2 separate regions of the Homo sapiens genome follow, and region 2 is linked to region 1. A link is a contact called in ENCODE Hi-C or POLR2A ChIA-PET data. All regions are on one chromosome and are shown on one strand. The core of a region is the stretch at or near the end of the contact, and the rest is flanking DNA. Distances in the headings are between cores, read along the strand shown. Region 1 overlaps CFAP141 (cilia and flagella associated protein 141). Region 2 overlaps IL6R (interleukin 6 receptor).

Region 1 (3,769 bases), core at 1,011-3,510:
GCAGAGATTGCAGTGAGCCAAGATTGCCTCACTGCACTCCAGCCTGGGTGACAGAGTGAGACTCTGTCTAAAAAAAAAAAAAAAAGCTGGATTTGAGTCCCAGGTCTGCCATTAAGTGACCTTGGGCATCTCACAACTTTTAGTTTCCTTACCTGTATCATGTAAAAATTAATGCCTATGGGCCAGGCGCGGTGGCGCATGCCTGTAATCCCAGCTACTCAAGAGGCTGAGGCAGGAGAATCACTTGAACCCGGGAAGTGGAGGTTGCAGTGAGCCGAGATCACACCATTGCACTCTAGCCTGGGCAACAAGAGCAAAACTCTGTCTCAAAATAAATAAATAAATAAATAAAATAACACCTATGCCACATAGTTACTGTAATGATTAAATGATATTATGTACTTAATACATACTAGGTTCTAAATTACCCTTTTAAGGATTTTACAGTCTTCTAACAGTGGGGCAGAGGTTCCAGGTGAAGAAACAGTCTTGGGCCAGGCGTGGTGGCTCACACCTATAATCCCAGCACTCTGGGAAGCCGAGGCAGGTGGATCACCTGAGGTCAGGAGTTCGAGACCAGCCTGACCAATATGGTGAAACCCTATCTCTACTAAAAATACAAAAAATTAGCTGGGCATGGTGCCAGGCACCTGTAATCCCAGCTACTTGGGAAGCTAAGGCAGGAGAATCACTTGAACCTGGGAGGCAGAGGTTGCAGTGAGCCAAGATTGCACCACTGTACACCAGCCTGGGCAACAAGAGTGAAACTCTGTCTCAAAAAAAAAGAAAAGAAAAAGAAAAAAGAAACAGCCTCACTCTATGGGTTTTTTGTCTCTACTCCTAACTCTAACCCACCCATTCAACCCCCACCTCTGTACCTGGAGCAGGTGGCGAAATTCACATACTCACTGTCTGTGGCAAATGGCATTGGGCCAGAGAAGAAACCCGTATGCCACCCTAAGGATGCAGGACACCATGGTACAGGAATTGGCACTGGCCAAAAAGCAACTACTAATGGTGAGTTCTAGCAGGGCAACCTGAAGTCTCATTCACTACTGCTGTGTGCCTTTGCCCATTGAGTTTTCCAAGCTCTTAGTGTGTGTCATTGCACATTTATCTTGTTTGCCTCTAGGTTTTCAGCATTACACCAGAGCAACACAACTCTAACTCCATTGCCAAAACTCTTTTTCATTAAGTGATTCTTTGCATCCACCTTACAGGCGGCAGGCACATGTTAAAGTCCCAAAGTATACTCTAGTTCCTGCTCCTTTCATCTTGGTGAGACTCAAAACTGCCTCTTAGATCGGGTGTGGTGGCTCAGGCCTGTAATCCCAGCACTTTGGGGGGCCAAGACGGGCAGATCGCTTGAGCCCAGGAGTTCAAGACCAGCTTGACCAACATGCCAAAACCACCTCTCTACTAAAAACACAAAAATTGGCCGGGCATGGTGGCACTTGCCTATAATCCCAGCTACTTGGGAGGCCGAGGCACGAGAATCACTTGAAACGAGGGCAGAGGTTGCAGTGAGCTGAAATTGTGCCACTGCACTCCAGCCTGGGCTACAACGTAAGACTTGGTCTCAAAAAAACAAAAAACAAAAAAAACTGCCTCTTAGTGCGTATCACTTGCCTCTCGGTACCTCTCTCTCTCCCGGGGTCCCCACTTGGTGCCATGTAACCATCTTTGTATCCCAGTTACTTAGTAGAGTTCCTGTTTCATGGTCTGTTCTCAGCAAATATTTGCTGAACATAGGGCTTTGCCTGTGGAGAAAAAAATTGGATAGGCTTCCCTCTGCTGGTTCAGCCTCTCTGCTACCACCCAGCTTTATGTCACAGCTAAGTCCAGCTCCAAGAGAACACAAATAATGGGAAAACAACTAGGAAGAAAGAATAAGAAAGGGTGGTAAACAGAGGCAAACAACACACTCTATTCTGCCCTCTCCACCAGGTCCGTCAAGCTGCCCTGCACCAGCTGTTTGAAAAGGAGCATCAGCAGTACCAGCAGGAACTAAATCAGATGGGCAAAGCTTTTTATGTAGAGAGATTCTGATGGCATCCAAAACACTGCTCTTCCATTCTCAACATGCCTGCTAACCTAGCCTTCTAGAACCTCTACCACCTTGAACCTCCTTCCCAAAACATACCTGGATCTTGCTATCTGTCAGGGACTTAAGACAGCACTTCCACTCTCACTTCTCCACTCTCTCGTTAATCCTTTGCCGCTATTTGGGAAACAATCTATGAAACAACAGTAACAACAAGAGTGACGCCTTGTGGTCATAGTGGGATTTACTATGTTGATGTAAGGGGGCAGGGGTGGGGAGGGGTGGACAATGAGAGTTGAGAATCCTGATTTGGTATAACAAATAAATTTACTTCCTAAAGGCTCAAACTTAGACCACTGGGCTCATTCTTTCATGTCTAAATCTTGATTTGTTTCAAAAGTGCTTATTTTTCAGCTACTGTAATCTTAACCTCCTGGATTTCACTTGCCATCTCTCAGATATCACTTTCACTTATCTTTTATTTATATTTGGACAAATTGTTCTGAATGTGGCTATTAATCTACAGACACCGTAGTGCTTGAGTGAGGAGGCCTGCATTTTGGGTTTTGAGTCAGCTAGTTATTGTGAAACTTTGGACAAGTCTCTTTCCACTGGGCCTGAATTCCCACCTATGCCAAGAGAGAGGATTCCAAACTTAAATGTCTCCAGGGGTCAGGCAGGTAATGTTACAGTTGTAAGGAAATAAGGAGTGGTGGGATTTGTAGGGGGCTGGAAAGAGCAGTCAAAATAAAGGCACTCAAAATTCTGAAAAATACTGAAAAGTACTGATTGACCATGTGCATCATATGAAGGCCATAGACAACTTTACTTACAAGGGTTCACTTTACAGGCTGGGTGAGGTGGCTCACACCTGTAATCCCAGCACTTTGGGAGGCTGAGACAGGTGGATCACCTGAGGTCAGGAGTTCAAGACCAGCCTGGCCAACCATGGCCAAAATGGTGAAACCCCATCTCTACTAAAAATACAAAAAATTAGCCTGGCATGGTGGCAGGCACTTGTAATCCCAGCTACTCAGGAGGCTGAGGCAGGAGAATTGCTTGAACCCAGGAGGCGGAGATTGCAGTGAGCTGAGATCATGTCATTGAACTCTAGCCTGGGTGACAGCAAGACTCCGTCTCAAAAATAAAAAGGGTCCACTTTACATGTGAATGACATCCCAAGCCAGAGAGACCCCCATTTCACAGCCAGTGACAGCTGTAGGAATACACCATGAGTCCCTGAATACACTCCCTGAACACACCATCGCTCCCTGATGTAAATGCCATTATACATTACTTTGTCCTGTGCTCTCACCTTGCCGTTGGCATCCTCACTGGTCACTCATCCTGTCCACATGATATTTTCCTGACCTCAACTCTATGTGCCTTTGTCTCCACTGCAAAACTCATACCCTTCCCTCCAACCAAGTCTGTCTCCATCCTTCAGTCTCCTACTGAATCCCCCATTTTTCTTCTAGCTGTCAGAGCTTCTTCCTCTGCCCCTACACATCCCACTGATCAAGAGGCAGTAGAGTATAAAAATAAGAGCACAGGCTTTGAAGTCAGGTGTGGGTTCAAATTCTGGCTTCACCTCTTTAATTCTTGTGTCATCATATGGAAGTAATTTAGCTTAACTGGCCTCAATTTCCTCTTCTAGGCTGGGCGTGGTGGCTCATGCCTATAATCCCAGCACTTTGGGAGGCCGAGGCAGGTGGATCACTTGAG
Region 2 (3,805 bases), core at 456-2,955, 240 kb before region 1:
TGCCTCAAACCACACATGCATAGGGTGGAGGGCTCAAAGTCTTCCGCTCCTTACATGAGAAGAAACCGACTGTTCTATCTGAGCTCCCACAGAAGCTGTGTCTATGCCAAAGAAGCACATCCACCTGAGGCTGGAAAGTGGAGACCGTACCCAGTGCTGGCCAGACAGCCCCCACCACACCATCTTCCAATAGAAGGAGAGTGTCAGCAACTTAAAGAGGGACATCCACAAATGAGACCAGATTCAGGGGAAGGGGGCCAGAAAGGTGAAGAATTCACAGACCATCTCATGTAACAGCCTGGGAAGAGGAGCCCAAGCAGATGCAGGTCTGGGAACTCCAAAAGAATTCAGAGAGAGCAGACTAGGAAATTTGTCATTGGTTATCCCTGAGAACAGAGCAAGGGCCAGTGAGGCCAGAGTTAGGTTCACATAAGAAAGAACTTTCTATTTGAATAGATATTTCTCCAAAGATATATGAATGGCCAAGAAGCACATGAAAAGATCCTCAGCCTGGGTGTGGTGGCTCACGCCTGTAATCCCAGTACTTTGGGAGGCATAGATGGGCAGATCACTTGAGGTCAGGAGTTCAAGAGCAGCCTCGCCAACATGGCAAAGCCCCGTCTCTGCTAAAAATACAAAAATTAGCTGGGTGTGGTGGTGCATGCCAATCTCAACTACTCGGGAGGCTGAGGCACGAGAATCACTTGAACCCCAGGAGGTGGAGGTTACAGTGAGCCAAGATCGCCCCACTGCACTCCAGACTGGGTGACAGGGTGAGACTCTGTCTCAAAAAAAAAAAAAAAAAGACATTAATCATTAGGGAAATGCAAATCAAAACCACAGTGAGATAACACTTCACATCCATAAGGAGGACTATTGCAGCAAAATGAAAAATAACAAATGTTGGCAAGGATGTGGAGAAACTGGAACCCTTATACACTCTGGTGTAAGTGTAAAATGGTGCAGCCACTGTGGAAAACGGCATGGCATTTCCATGAAAATTTAAAAATAGAATTACCATATAATGCCACAATTATAATTCTGAGTATATACACAAAAGAACTGAAAGCAGGAATCTAAACAGATATTTTACACCCGTGTTCATAGCAGCATTATGCACAACCAAAATGGGGAAGCAAACCCAGTGTCCCCTGACAAATGAATGAATCAACACAATGTGGTATCTCTACACAATGGAATATTATTCAGCCTTAAAAAGGGAGGAAAGTCTGACACATGTTATACCACATGAATAAACCTTGAGGACATTATGCTAAGTGAAATAAGTCAGTCACCAAAGGACAAATACTCTCTGATTCCACTTATTTGAAGTACCTAGAGTGCAGCCTGGGCAACATGGTGAAACCTTGTCTCTACAAAAAATACAAAAATTAGCCAGGCATGGTGGCAGGCGCCTGTAATCTCAGCTACTCAGGAGGCTAAGGCTGGAGAATTGCTTGAACCCGGGAGGCAGAGGTTGCAGTGAGCCAAGGTCACGACAGTGCACTCCAGCCTGGGTGGGTGACAGAGTGAGACTCCGTCTCAAAAAAAAAGAGAAAAAGAGAGAGACAGAAAGAGACAAAGGAAGGCAGGCAGGCAGGTAGGCAGGCATGCAAGCAAGCAAGCAAGCAAATGAAGTACTAGAGTAGTCAAACTCACAGAAAAAGCAAGTAGACTGGTGGTTGCCACGAGCTGGGGGAAGGAGTGGGTGAAAGGAAAGTTACTGTTTAACAGATTCTGAGTTTCAGTTTTACAAGATGAAAAAAGTCCTGGAGAAGTAAAGTGGTGATGGTTGCACAACAATACTTAATGCCACAGAGCTGTGCACTTAAAAATAATATAAATGGGCAGGGCGCGGTGGCTCACGCCTGTAATCCCAGCACTTTGGGAGGCTGAGGTGGGTGAATCACCTGAGGTCAGGGGTTCAAGACCAGCCTGACCAATATGGTGAAACCCCATCTCCACTAAAAATATAAAAATTAGCCAGTCATGGTGGCAGGTGCCTGTAGTCCCAGCTACTCGGGAGGCTGAGATAGGAGAATTGCTTGAACCCGGGAGGCAGAGGTTGCATTGAGCTGAGATCACGCCACTGCACTCTAGCCTGGGCGACAGAGCGAGACTCCGTCTCAAAAAATAATAATAATAATATAAATGGTAAATCTTATGTACATTTTACAATTTGAAAATTTTTAGAAGAAACTTTATAAAAAAGCAAGATTGCTTTTAAGCTGCTTGTCACAAGCTTTAAGCTGCTTGTGACTATCTGAACTAAGTGGTTGGAATAAAAGGTAAAATAGGGATCAGCCTATATTTGGAATTCCTATTCCTCTGCACGATGTTAGAGCTGATTTTTCCCCCCTTAAAAAGGCCCCCAAAGCCATACTGATGCTCAGCATTCAGATAAATGAGTGTGTTTGGCTCAAAGTATACACAAATCAAAGAAAACCATGGACAGGTCAATACGATCTACCCTGAAGGATGCACTGATTTATTAAAATGGTCTCCCTAAGTAAGATATAGTAGTTAGGCCCCACTCCTTGTCCAGGTCTGAGCAGGAAAAAAGCTTTTGAGGAGAGGGCCCAATAGAAAGCTGCCTCCTGTCCTTGATGAACAAGGAAAGTGCCAACAAAGATGGAAGCCGGCACTTCATATTATTGCATCCAACTAGGATTACACCCTAAGCCCCAGCATACTCCTCTGGCTCTCCCCAGGACAGGAAAGACAAGGGACAAGGACCCCACAGTACAAAGCCAGCCAGGAGGAAGAGCCATCACCCCACACCATCCAATCTGGGGGAAGAATGTGCAGCCCATAGATAAAAGCCTTCTCTCCCTGGGGCCAGGGCTGGGAGAAAGTGGCAGGGGTCGGGATGGGACTGATGTCAATTCTACCTTTTCCTTTTTATCCATACTTACTCAAATAAATGGGTATCTTATTCTTTTTTTTTTCCTAACTGCCAAGTATTTAAGAATGATTAATTTGGTTCAACTACGCCACAGGGCTAGAAACATTTGACCCCAAAGTGAGCCATGAAGCCATTCTACAACAAAAACACTGGGAACAATAAAACAGATTGCTGCAAGGGGTAGTAAGCTCTCTGTCTCTGGAAGCATTTAAGCAGAGGCTGGCTGACCACTCTCTGGGTTGTGGTCAGGGAGATTCTTGCATTCTAGATCTGCTAAATCCTAACCTTTCATAGCAGGGTGTTGATAGATAATGTCTCAAGTGGTTTTATCAGGGAAAAAAAAAAGCCATATAAGCTTGTTGTTTAGAGTTAAGGAGGGCACCAACAGAGGAACTAGAAACAGAAAGAGTCAAGCAGCTTCCTTAGAAAGCAGGACTAGAAATGGAAGGCATGGGACAAGGGACCACTGCTCAGTGTTATAAGCTGTTTATTACTTCTTTGCCATGTGCATGTATTAATTTGATTAAAATTTTAAAAGTTTAGGCCAGGCGCGGTGGCTCACACCTGTAATCCCAGCATTTTGGGAGGGCGAGGCGGGTGGATCACGAGGTCAGGAGTTCAAGACCAGCCTGGCCAACACAGTGAAACCCCGTCTCTACTAAAAAAAAAAAAAAATTAGCCGGGCGTGGTGGTGTGCACCTGTAGTCCCAGCTACTCAGGAGGCTGAGGCAGGAGAATAGCGTGAACCCAAGAGGCAGAGCTTGCAGTGAGCCAATATCATGCCACTGCACTCCAGCCTGGGCAACAGAGCGAGATTCCGTCTAAAAAAAAAAATTTAAAGTTTAGTCAGGTGCAGTGGCTCACACCAGTAATCCCAGCACTTTGGGAGTCTGAGGCTGG

The links. A loop is a pair of places that touch in the nucleus more often than their neighbours do. ChIA-PET counts read pairs that join two places held with the same protein, here RNA polymerase II (POLR2A). Pooled maps may share reads with other maps.
Region 2: a pooled map shows a loop between it and region 1 (2.8-fold over the local background). The contact joins two enhancer-like sites. A Hi-C loop is called at or near these places in 6 of 50 pooled maps. POLR2A ChIA-PET finds 5 or more read pairs at or near these places in 4 of 52 experiments (HepG2, MCF 10A, activated CD4-positive, alpha-beta T cell and 1 more).

Annotation. Positions count from the first base shown.
Region 1 is chr1:154,197,707-154,201,475 of GRCh38, reverse strand. CFAP141 (cilia and flagella associated protein 141) reads left to right here. Exons shown (of 4, transcript NM_001010979.3): 3 at 888-1,017; 4 at 1,948-2,391. The coding sequence ends at 2,049. Among named protein-coding and RNA genes, the nearest start is that of MIR190B, 5.8 kb to the right of the region's middle. Within about 2 kb of position 2,260, at least 6 of the 41 ENCODE cell types and tissues checked have a DNase peak (open chromatin) inside an H3K27ac peak, as active enhancers do.
Region 2 is chr1:154,437,656-154,441,460 of GRCh38, reverse strand. The region is part of intron 6 of IL6R (interleukin 6 receptor); the gene reads right to left. Among named protein-coding and RNA genes, the nearest start is that of IL6R-AS1, 33 kb to the right of the region's middle. Within about 2 kb of position 1,705, at least 6 of the 41 ENCODE cell types and tissues checked have a DNase peak (open chromatin) inside an H3K27ac peak, as active enhancers do.